Regions from separate parts of the Homo sapiens genome. Here region 1 is linked to region 2. A link is a loop called in an ENCODE intact Hi-C map of the cell type or tissue named here. Cell type or tissue: ascending aorta. All regions are shown on one strand. Links, peaks and the distances in the headings refer to the core of each region. The heading gives the core; the rest is flanking DNA.

Region 1 (5,381 bases), core at 273-5,272, 56 kb before region 2:
AATAATAACATGGCTCTTGTGTAAATGCTGTCATGGTAAGTTTTAAGACATCACAATAAAATCCCCTGGTTCCTAAAAGGTATTAGAGGGGGGCAGCTCAATTTATAAATCCCATGACATAGTTCAAATTATAATAAGAGGCCATTAAATATAAGAAAAATACTGTTTTGCATTTCCTTAAAGCCTAGACATTTTGTGTATGCTTTCAATGAAATTTCATTTTATTTTTACTAAATTCAAATAAATTTCCTTTAATTATAAAATTCTATTATTACTATTTTTTTCACTAATGTTGAAAAACGCTGAAGCTTTTATTCCTCAACTTTCTCTGGCTTAATTCCCAAGAATATAATTACTATTCATACGTTATTCTCTGTAGGAGTTAAGAACATCTCATAAATATATTTTACTAATTTCATAAGATGACTACTTGATATCTTTTTTTAAAAAATAAGCACAACTGGCCGGGCGTGGTAGCTCACACCTGTAATCCCAGCCCTTTGGGAAGCTGAAGTGGGTGGATCACAAGGTCAGGAGTTCGAGACCAGCCTGACCAACATGGTGAAATCCCATCTCTACTAAAAATACAAAAATTAGCCGGACATGGTGGTGCGTGCCTATAATCCCAGCTACTCAGGAGGCTGAGGCAGAAGAATCGCTTGAACCCAGGAGGCAGAGGTTGGAGTGAGCCGAGATCATGTCACTGGTACTCCAGCCTGGGCGACAGAGCAAGAGTCGATCTCAAAATAAAAATAAAAATAAAAAAAGCACAATTAGACAAATAACTGAGTATGCCACTGAGAAAGGCAATTTAGTATAGTGGTTGACTCTATAGACTCTGAAATTCTATAGCTGTATATTTGATCCCAGGTTCTTCCATTTAATAGCTATATGACCTAGGCAAGTTACTAATTGTCTCAACTTAATCTATTAAACCGAAATAATAATCATACCTACATCATAAGGTTATAAAGATAAAATAAAATCATCCACGTAGAAAGGAGAGTGGTATGTCTATACAGTGTTTGACACATGAAAAATTATTATAATGAAGATAGTAAATCTATGCTTTGTATTAAAATAGGAAACAAGATTTCATAAAATTCCATATTCAGAAATAAAATAACAAGGACTGGATGTGGTGACTAGTGCCTGTAATCCTAGCACCGTGAAAGGCTGAGATAGAAGGATCACTTGAGGTCAGGAGTTCAAGACAATCCTGGACAACATAGTGAGAACTCCATCTCTACTAAAACATGTTTGTAAATGAGCCAGGCAGGGTGGTATGTGCCTACAGTCCCAGCTACGCTAGAGGCTGAGGGTGGGAGGACTGCTTGAGCCCAGGAGTTCAAGGCTGCAGTCAGCCATAACTGAGCCACTGTACTCCAGCCTTCCAGCCTGGGTGACTGAGTGAGACCCTGTCTCAAAAAGTAATAATAATAAAGTAAATAAAGTAACATGAAGGTTAAAGTTAGATTGAGATATCACTCTTTTATGATATTAGCTTACTAACTAAATCCTAGAATGGACAGCACCAACACTCACCAACAATGAGGCTATTACCCTAATTCACAGGCTACTGAGAAATAAAAAGGCTACTTACTGTTAACTGCAACCCATTCATTGAGATCTTCCCCTTCAGGAAGCATGACAGCCATCCGAAGGTTGCCACTGCCAAGTGTGGCTTCTGCGTGTTTTAAGAGCTCATACTGGTGAGAACCCTCTGGAATGTTCTTCTTTGGTTTAAAAGTTTTAGAAGAGCGACTACCACTATGAATAGAAAAGAAAAAAAAAGGGTTTAATATTTAAGGCATGACATTCAATAGAGTCATTCACCAAGCATTAGACCTAAACTGTATTGGCTTAAATCCCAGCAATAGAATTGCTGTAACTACTGTGCTCTCCATCCAAAACTCCTACAAACTTTCTCTGCTGTGTCTAGTTAACTCACAAAAAGAAAAATTTTTAAGCTGTAACTAACACCTCTTCTCAATAAATTAATGAAAAAACAAAAAAGTACTTCCATGATGTTTTAGTTATTGTATTCCTTTCACTCCTATTCTAAGTCTCTCATTCTAATAAAATAAATTTGTTTCCTTCTTAAAAGAAATATAGAGATACAATTTGATATCAATAAAACATAAAAATCCTGGAACAAGAAAAAAAAGCTACATGTTCAGCCAGGCACAGTGGCTCACACCTGTAATCCCAGCACTTTGAGGCAGAGGTAGGCGGATTACCCAAGGGTCAGGAGTTGGAGACCAGCCTGGTCAACATGGCGAAACCCCATCTCTACTAAAAATGCAAAAAAATTAGCCAGGCATGGTGGCGGGTCCTTGTAATCCCAGCCACTCAGGAGGCTGAGGCAGGAGAATCGCTTGAACTCGGGAGGCAGAGGTTGTGGTGACCCAAGATTGTGCCACTGCACTCTAGCCTGGGCGGCAGAGTGAGATTCCGTCTCAAAAAAAAAAAAAAGAAAGAAAAGAAAAGCTACATGTTTTTCTACCCAATTATAGGAAGTATCAGTAATCAATTTTAGTCCAGAATTCTGGTTAAGCAGTTAAGTAGCTAGACATTCGTGTGGCTGGTTTGCTCCAATTTCTGAATGCTTAAGCACACACAGAGACACAGACACAAACACACACAGCCTATGTGTATGTGTATATATACACATAAATATTTTTTAATGGATCAACTGAAACTAGGCTTCAAGGTGGTTTTAATAGTTTTTAAGAGAGCTGGGCACCTCTAGTTCCAGCTACTCAAGAGGCTGAGGTGGAAGGATCCCTTGAGGTTGTAGTGCACTATGATCACACCTGTGAATAGACACAGCACTCCCCCTTGGGCAACATAGCAAGACCCCCATCTCTTGAAAAAAAAAAAAAAAAAATAAGGCAGGGAGCTGAGTGTGGTGACTTACACTGGTAATCCCAGCTACTTGGGAGGCCAGAGGCAGGAGGATTGCATCAGGCCAGGAGTTCGAGACCAGCCTGGGCAATGCATGAGACTCCCTCCATCTCTAAAAAAATGTTTAAAAATTAAGCCAGGTGTGATGGTGCAGCCCGTAGTCCCAGCTAGGGACTAAGGAGGCTGAAGCCAAAGGATAGCTTAAGCCCAAAGAGTTCAAGACTGCAGTGAGCAATGATCATGCCACTCTACTCCAGCCTGGGCAACAGAATGAGGCCTGCCTCTTTAAAAAAAAAAAAAAAGAGAGAGAGAGCGAGCGATTTTTAAATCTTCTGTTAATACTAGCAAATTTTTATCAAATTAGGGGTCACCCCTGTCCATTATTCTCCTTCACTTCTCATGAAAAGGAACAGACTGGAAAAAAAGAGGCTGGAGAAGTGGGAACTTTTTTTTTTCTGTTTTTTTTTTTTTTTTTTTGAGACATAGTCTCGCTCTGTCACCCAGGCTGGAGTGCAGAGGCACGATCTCAGCTCGAGAAGTGGGAAAACTTTAATGTTATTAAATTCACATCATCAAAAACATCTAGGCATTTGAACATATGAATACGGAAGTGGAATTCCAAAAAAAAAAAAAAAACACATAAACAATGGTTACACTTTCCAAACTCTCCAAAGCTTTTCACTCTACCTCCTCTCAACTTTACACCCCCAACCCCAATCCCTCCCTCTTTCCCTAAGATAAACCAGTAGTTCTCAACCCCTGGCTGCATTACTATAATCATCTGAGGAGCTGTCAAAAAGTACTGAGGATCTTGAAATAAAGTAAGAATCTATCAGTCAACCTGAATATACAATTCAAGTAACAGGTATTTTTCATTCTAAAGTACTAGCATTCTCATTTAAATGTAGGTCTCTCCATAGGTGTTTAATTAGAATTAAACCGATGTTCCTCATAACACACACCCTCTCCTATCTCTACTCAACAGCAAAAGGATCACTTTAAAAACACTCATCACAGGGCTGAGCACAGTGGCCCACACCTATAATCCCAGCACTTTGGGAGGTCGAGGCGGGCAGATTGCTTGAGCCCAGGCCAATCTGGGCAACATGGTGAAACTGTCTCTACAAAAAATACAAAACTTAACCAAGTGTGGTGGTGCATGCTTGTAACCCCAGCTACTCAGGAGGCTGAGATGGGAAGATCACTTGAGCCCAGGAAGTCAAGGCTACAGTGAACCAAGATCACGCCACTGCTTTCCAGCCTGGGTGATAGAGCAAAACCCTGTCCAGAAAAATAAAAATAAAAAATTGACCCAGCACAGTGGCTCTTCCCTGTAATACCAGCACTTTGGGAGGCCGAGGTGGGAGGATCGCCTGAACCTAGGAGTTCAAGACAAATCTGGGCAACACAGTGGGGCTCCCTCTCTAAAAAATATATTTAAAATTTTTTTTCAACCAGAGAATCAGGAGCTAAAAGAAAAAAATTTAAAAATAAAAACACTCATTAGATTATGATACATCTCTGCTTAGAACAACTCAGCGACTTTCCAGTGCAAAAGTGTAAATCCAAAGGTCAAATATTAGATATAGTCAAGCTCTAGGCCCACACTAGAGTGCAGAAATTCTTCAGTTTAATGAGACAATGTAATAAACACCAAATTTGCTCCCAGCATCTCTAAAATATAATTATAAAAATATAAATGTTAGGTATGGCAGTACACGCCTGTAGTCCCAACTACTGGGAAAGCTGAGGCAGAAGCATTGCTAGAGGGCAGCAGTTTGAGACTAGCCTAGGCAACACAGTGAGGCTCTGCCTCCAAAAAATAAAAATAAAATGAAATTTAAAAATTTATTTATATAAATATAAATGGTAATAATATAAATAGACATATGCCTACCAAGCTTGAAACTTACTTCATTTTCCTCTTTCTAACCCTTTATCAAAATTTTGCATAAGACACATACTTCACTGGGCGCAGTGGCTCCCACCTGTAATCCCAGAACTTTGGGAGGCTGAGGCAGGTGGATCACCTGAGGTTGGGAGTTCAAGAACAGTCTGGCCAACATGGTGAAACCCTGTCTCTACTAAAAATACAAAAATTAGCTGGGCATGGTGGTGCGCACCTATAATCCCAGCTACTCTGGAGGCTGAGGCAGGAGAATCGCTTGAACCCAGGAGGCGGGGGTTGCAGTGAGCCGAGATCACGCCATTGCACTCCAGCCTGGATGACAAAGCAAGACATCGTCTCCCAAAAAAAAAAAAAAAAAAAAAAGGACACATACTTCACAAACATATTTTACAAAAAAGACATTTTACTAATTTATGTGTGATTAATTAGGAAAAGAGGTCTCCTATAACTAATGTGGTGCAAATCTTCAGACAAAGTGTTAAGTATATTTCCTTTAATTAGCACACGGCTGAGATGGCTGCAGCAACTGAAGATGTGACAAGCAGCTCTGAAAATGGCTGGCAAG
Region 2 (5,381 bases), core at 317-5,316:
TTCACCATATTGGCCAGGCTGATCTCGAACTCCTGACCTGGTGATCTGCCTGTCTTGGCCTCCCAAAGTGCTGGGATTACAGGCATGAGCCACCGCGACTGGCCTTGCTTTAACCAATTTAGCTTACTAGACACAAGCCCATCAGCAGTAGTCATGGATATCATCTACAGTGCTATTTTGAATACAGCTTCTAAATTCTTGAAAACAATCAAACATTAGCAATGTAAAATTAAGCTCAAGATGAGAAGCTTCAAGTTGAGATACCTGAATATGGTGATTAGAACTAAAACAAGAAACTGCCCAGGCACGGTGGGCTCACGTCTGTAATCCCAGCACTTTGGGAGATCAAGGCAGGCAGATCACTTGAAATCAGGAGTTCGAGACCAGCCTGGCCAACATGGTGAAACCCCCATCTCTATTAAAAATACAAAAATTAGCCAGGCGTGGTGGCGCGGGCCTGTAGTCCCAGCTACTCAGGAGGCTGAGGCAGGAGAATCGCTTGAACCCGGGAGGCAGAGGTTGCAGTGAGCCGAGATCACGCCACTACACACTCCAGCCTGGTGACAGAGCGGAGACTCCGTCTCAAAAAAAAAAAAAAAAAAAAAAAAGAACTAAAATAAGAAACAAGGACTTTTTTATAAAATCACCCAGTCCTGTCATCTAGCCCTATGCCAATCCGACAAACTCAGAATCAACTTCTAGGAGGAGCCTAAGAAATCCCTTTCCGTTTAAAGGTTTTAGGCAAGTTGACACAAGCCAGGTCCCCTATGCATATTGGAAATATCAAGTCTGCCCCTAGGTCAGCCTTGTTCAGTTTTGCTTAAACACCCTAAAAAAAAAAATTCTAGATGTGAGCATGTGAAAATAAGAGTGAATTAAATTCTCAGTATTCAGACGTCAATGTAATGACTAAAAATTATTAGGCAAGGAAAGAAGAGAAATCTTAAGAAAATATCCTTTAAATGCTAATTTCTCCACAACAGTAAAACAGTATATGGGTGAGTTTCAACTTCTAAGTTTTTTATTAGTTTTCTAAACACAGACTAAACATGGAATGAGTGCATCACAACGAAGCCTTCAAAGGAGTTATTCCTCAGGCTGTAACCCCTGTTTTCAGAGGACCTGAGGCTTATCTACTGCCTCCATATCCACATCTGGCCATCCCATCCTTCTGCCCTTCCCCCTCCACGTTCCCCTCCACTCGTCTGGAACAAACGATAAGTAAGTGAAATAATGACCAGCACTAAACATGACGCCAAAGTTGGCATTTACAAATGATTTTCAAAACAACTCCCCAGTGGACCTAATCAACCTAGGCAGGGCACACTATCCAAAACCTATTTGCTGGTTGTCTAAAAAGATAAAACTCATCCTCTTCAGGGAAGTCCTCTGGGAGGAAGGGCGCCTCTAGGAAGCAAGGGGGCGGCTCCAGACCCCTTTCTCAGGGACCCCCGTCTGTGTCCAAGGGATCCCGACCCGCAAGTAGCCTTGTTTCAGTGTTACATCTACAGAACTTGTCATCCCAACTTCCCAGCCCTAAGACGAGAGAGGAAGTTAAAAGGGTCCTGGGATGACAGGGGAAAGTACGACAGTCTTATCTTCTGTGCTTGGGACCCAGAAAAGAGCAATGGGCAGCCGCGACGGAGCCATTCAACCGAGCACCGCTTGGATACGGATTGTGCAGGCGAGTGGGAGATACCCACGAGAAGCGCACAAACAAGCCCGGGAATGCGAGCGAAGGCAGAGACGGGGGTGATGAAGGAATCCAGGCGCTGGCCCCGGGGTGTGCCGGGGGGGAAGAACCTCCTCAGGGCTGCAGGAGCCCACGAGTACTCGAAGCCCTATGGGGAGGCGGCGGTTAGGTAGTCCGAGCGCTCCGCGCAGTCCCGGGGCCCCGCTTGGTGGTGACGCCGGGCCCCGGGAGCGCTGGGCCAGGAGGGTCGGGACGAGGGCGGGCGACGGGCGGCGGGCGGCGGGCGGGGGCCCAGGTCCACCCGAACAAAGCCGGCGCGTGCGGGGCCTGGCTACTCACAACAAGAAGCTCATGTTGGCCGCGGGGCAGGCTGCAGGCTCGGCGGTCGCGAGGCCTCGGAGCGGCGTGGGCCAGGAAAGAAGAGGAAAGGCGAATGGAACAGGAGACAGGGAGGCGGAGGAGGAGGTGCCGAGAGCCGGCTGCTCGGTGGCCGCAACTAGTTCGGCTCAGCTAGTTCCAATGGCAGGGGGAGGGGGCGGAAGTGGGTAGCGCTCGTCTTGAATCACTCCAGGGGAGGGGAAGGAAAGGGAGGCGGGGCAGGCTCTCCGCGAGCCCCTCCCCAGCTCCCCGCCGCCCCCACCTCACGAGCTCTCGCGATAGCGGTGCAAGCCCACCCCGGCCCTCCGGCTGCGGCATGGGGACTCTCACCTTCTGGTCTCCTCTGCTGCTAGGGACGACGCCCAGCGTGTGCGCCGCGGCTGCCCGGCCCCCCTGTCCACCCGGTTAGGAGTCATGGCAGAGCTCTCGGAGCCGCTCAGCTGGGCTCCAGAGGTCAGGGAGGAAGTGGGCTTCAGCTCGGGGATGTCAAGGTCCCGCAGTGAGGGATGGAATTACCACCGGAGTTAGGCCCACCGTGAGTGTCCGGCCAAGGGCGGTGAAAGGTAATGGCATCTCTCAGTTCACCACGGAACCCAGCATGATAGGGTGGTCATCGGTGTAACCACTTAGGGGGCCAAAGCTTGTAAGCATTCTAATGCACAGAACATCCTAGAAGCTAGAAGCTATTCAGACCCACTTACAAAGGGACTTTTATTCTCACAGGGTTATGGGGCCCAGGGCAAGCCTTTATATTCTGTTTAAGAATCCTTCACATACCTTGAATATGTCACCACAGCATTACCAATTTAGGAGGGAAATACGGGTATCGAAGAGATGTCCGTCTTCTTTACTCACAACACCCATCAAATCTACAAGTTTTCAAAGAGAATCTGAGCAAAACAAATCATGTGCAGATATTAGCTCACCTTTGGCTTATCCCAAAGGGCAGAATACACTTTGAAGTAGGTGCAGATATGAAATGTATTATACTGCATATATGCACTATTATTTGGCACGTTGGTAAAGTGGTAAAAAAAAAAAAAAAAAAAAAAAAAAAAAAAAAAAAAAACGTTTTAGGCCGGGCGCAGTGGCTCATGCCTGTAATCCCAGCACTCTGGGAGGCCGAGGTGGGTGGATCACCTGAGGTCAGGAGTTCAAGACCAGCCAAAGTTCAAGACCATGGCCAAACCCCGTCTCTACTAAAAATACAAAAATTAGCCGGGCATGGTGGCACACACTTGTAATCCCAGCTACTCGGGAGGCTGAGGCAGGAGAATTGCTCCAACCCAGGAAGCAGAGGTTGCAGTGAGCCAAGATCATGCCACTACACTCCAGCCTGGGTGACAGAGTTAGACTCCGTCTCAAAAAAAAAATTTTTTAATAGAAGAAAATACTAGAATCTTGCACTATCTCAGGAACAGCAGAGGTTACTGGAATGAGAAAACTTACAGACTCAAAAGATTACCAGATCAGGATAAATAGCTAATGCATGCAGAGCTTAATACCTAGGTGATAAGTTGATAGGTTCAGCACACCACCATGGCACACACGTTTACCTATGTAACAAACCTGCACGTCCTGCACATGTATCCTGGAACTTCAAATTAAATTAAAAATTTTTTAAAAGATTCCCCAAAAAGAAGAAAGAGGAGGATTTATCTGAATGAAAATAATAGATTTATGGTATAAAACCCTGTGCTCCAAATATTGATATGGTACTGACTTACTGTATAATTCTTTTTTTTTTTTTTTTTTTTGAGACGGAGTCTCACTCTGTCACCCAGGCTGGAGTCCAGTGGTGCAACTTCTGGACTAGGCTCACTGCAACTTCTGCCTCCTGGGTTCAAACAATTCTGCCTCAGCCTCCTAAGTAGCTGGGATTACAGGCCTGTGCCACCACACCTGGCTAATTTTTGAATTTTTAGTAGAGACGGGGTTTTACTATGTTGGCCAGGCTGGTCTCAAACTCCTGACCTCGTGATCTGCCTGCCTTGGCCTCCCAATATGCTGGAATTACAGGCGTGAGCCACCACGCCCAGCCCTGTATGATTCTTGTAAGGGTCTTCTGAAAGTAAGACTTGCATTACCAGATTACTGATTATCTTTGGAAAGAGTGAGTTGACCTGTCATAGCCTCAGTTTTAGCCCATTTAAAATGGGAGCCTTCTATCATTACATGATCTCTAAAATATCTTCCAGTTCTAAAGTTCTCTCCTGCCAGGGGCATCCTTCAAATGACTGGCACACATTTCCAAACTGCTCCCTGATTTGGCTTAGGTAGCCTTAGTTTTGGTCTGACATAATTTAGATGTATCCTGTGACACTGAATAAGGGAAAACTGGCAGAGGAAAGAATCTGCAAAAATACCTTCTGAGTATTTCTTTATCATACCACTAGGAGAGTTGCCTGGAATTAACATCCAATAAAACGTAAATATACTGGTCCTAAATGTGAGGGAGGTGTCAGGTTAATAATATACAATATGATTCCAGGTTAGACTTTAAATCAAATGATGTCTGTCATATAAAATTATTCAGCATATCAAAAACATTGGGAATTTCAGAATCAAAGAGAGTTTATATTCAAATAGATATTTATAATTATCATCTCTTCTGACCAAAATCTAATAACCTTTTGTTTATGAAGCAAGATTATTAAAATTTTTGTTCTATCCAACTTTTCAAAGAATTGAAATTATACTGTAACATGTACAGAATAGAACAGAACATGAGTGGGCATATGCTCTTTAAATATTCATTTGAATAAAGACACATGCACATGTTTGTTTATTGCAGCACTATTTACCGTAGCGAAGACTTGGAACCAACCCAAATGCCCATCAACGAGAGACTGGATAAAGAAAATGTGGCACATATACACCATGGAATACTATGCAACCATAAAAAAGAATTAGTTCATGTCCTTTGCAGGGACATGGATGAAGCTGGAAACCATAATTCTTAGCAAACTAACACAGGAACAGAAAGCAAACACCACATGTTCTCACTCACAAGTGGGAGTTGAACAATGAGAACACATGGACGCAGGGAGGGGAACATCACACATCAGGGCCTGTCGGGGGGTGGGGGGCAAGGGGAAGGAAAGCATTAGGACAAACATCTAATGCATGTGGGGCTTAAAACTTAGATGACAGGTTGATAGGTGCAGCAAACCACCATGGGGGTTGATAGGTACAGCAAACCACCATGGCACATGTATACCTGTGTAACAAACCTGCACTTTCTGCACATGTATCCCAGAACTTAAAGTAAAATTAAAAAAAAAGAGGGAAATGTGTGTGTGTGTGTATG

The links. Peaks named below come from ENCODE experiments on the same cell type or tissue, not always from the same donor. Only the 100,000 strongest peaks of a DNase experiment are listed, where the experiment ranks them.
Region 1: a loop joins it to region 2, with 2.7 times the contacts of the local background. A loop is called at or near these places in 5 of 110 quality-filtered maps.

What each region holds. Positions count from the first base shown.
Region 1 is chr4:70,955,263-70,960,643 of GRCh38, reverse strand. MOB1B (MOB kinase activator 1B) reads right to left here. Exons shown (of 6, transcript NM_173468.4): 2 at 1,604-1,770. Among named protein-coding and RNA genes, the nearest start is that of DCK, 36 kb to the left of the region's middle. In ascending aorta, for the core only: no CTCF peak of the experiment used is centred there; no DNase peak of the experiment used is centred there.
Region 2 is chr4:70,899,202-70,904,582 of GRCh38, reverse strand. MOB1B (MOB kinase activator 1B) reads right to left here and starts at 2,214. Exons shown (of 6, transcript NM_173468.4): 1 at 2,033-2,214. The coding sequence starts at 2,046. LOC124900711 (a long non-coding RNA gene) reads left to right here and starts at 2,352. Exons shown (of 2, transcript XR_007058132.1): 1 at 2,352-2,634; 2 at 4,866-5,363. RefSeq lists silencers at 1,885-1,934, 2,245-2,394. In ascending aorta, for the core only: a CTCF peak has its summit at 2,194; DNase peaks (open chromatin) are centred at 1,722 and 2,252; H3K4me3 peaks cover 3,036 bases; H3K27ac peaks cover 1,655 bases.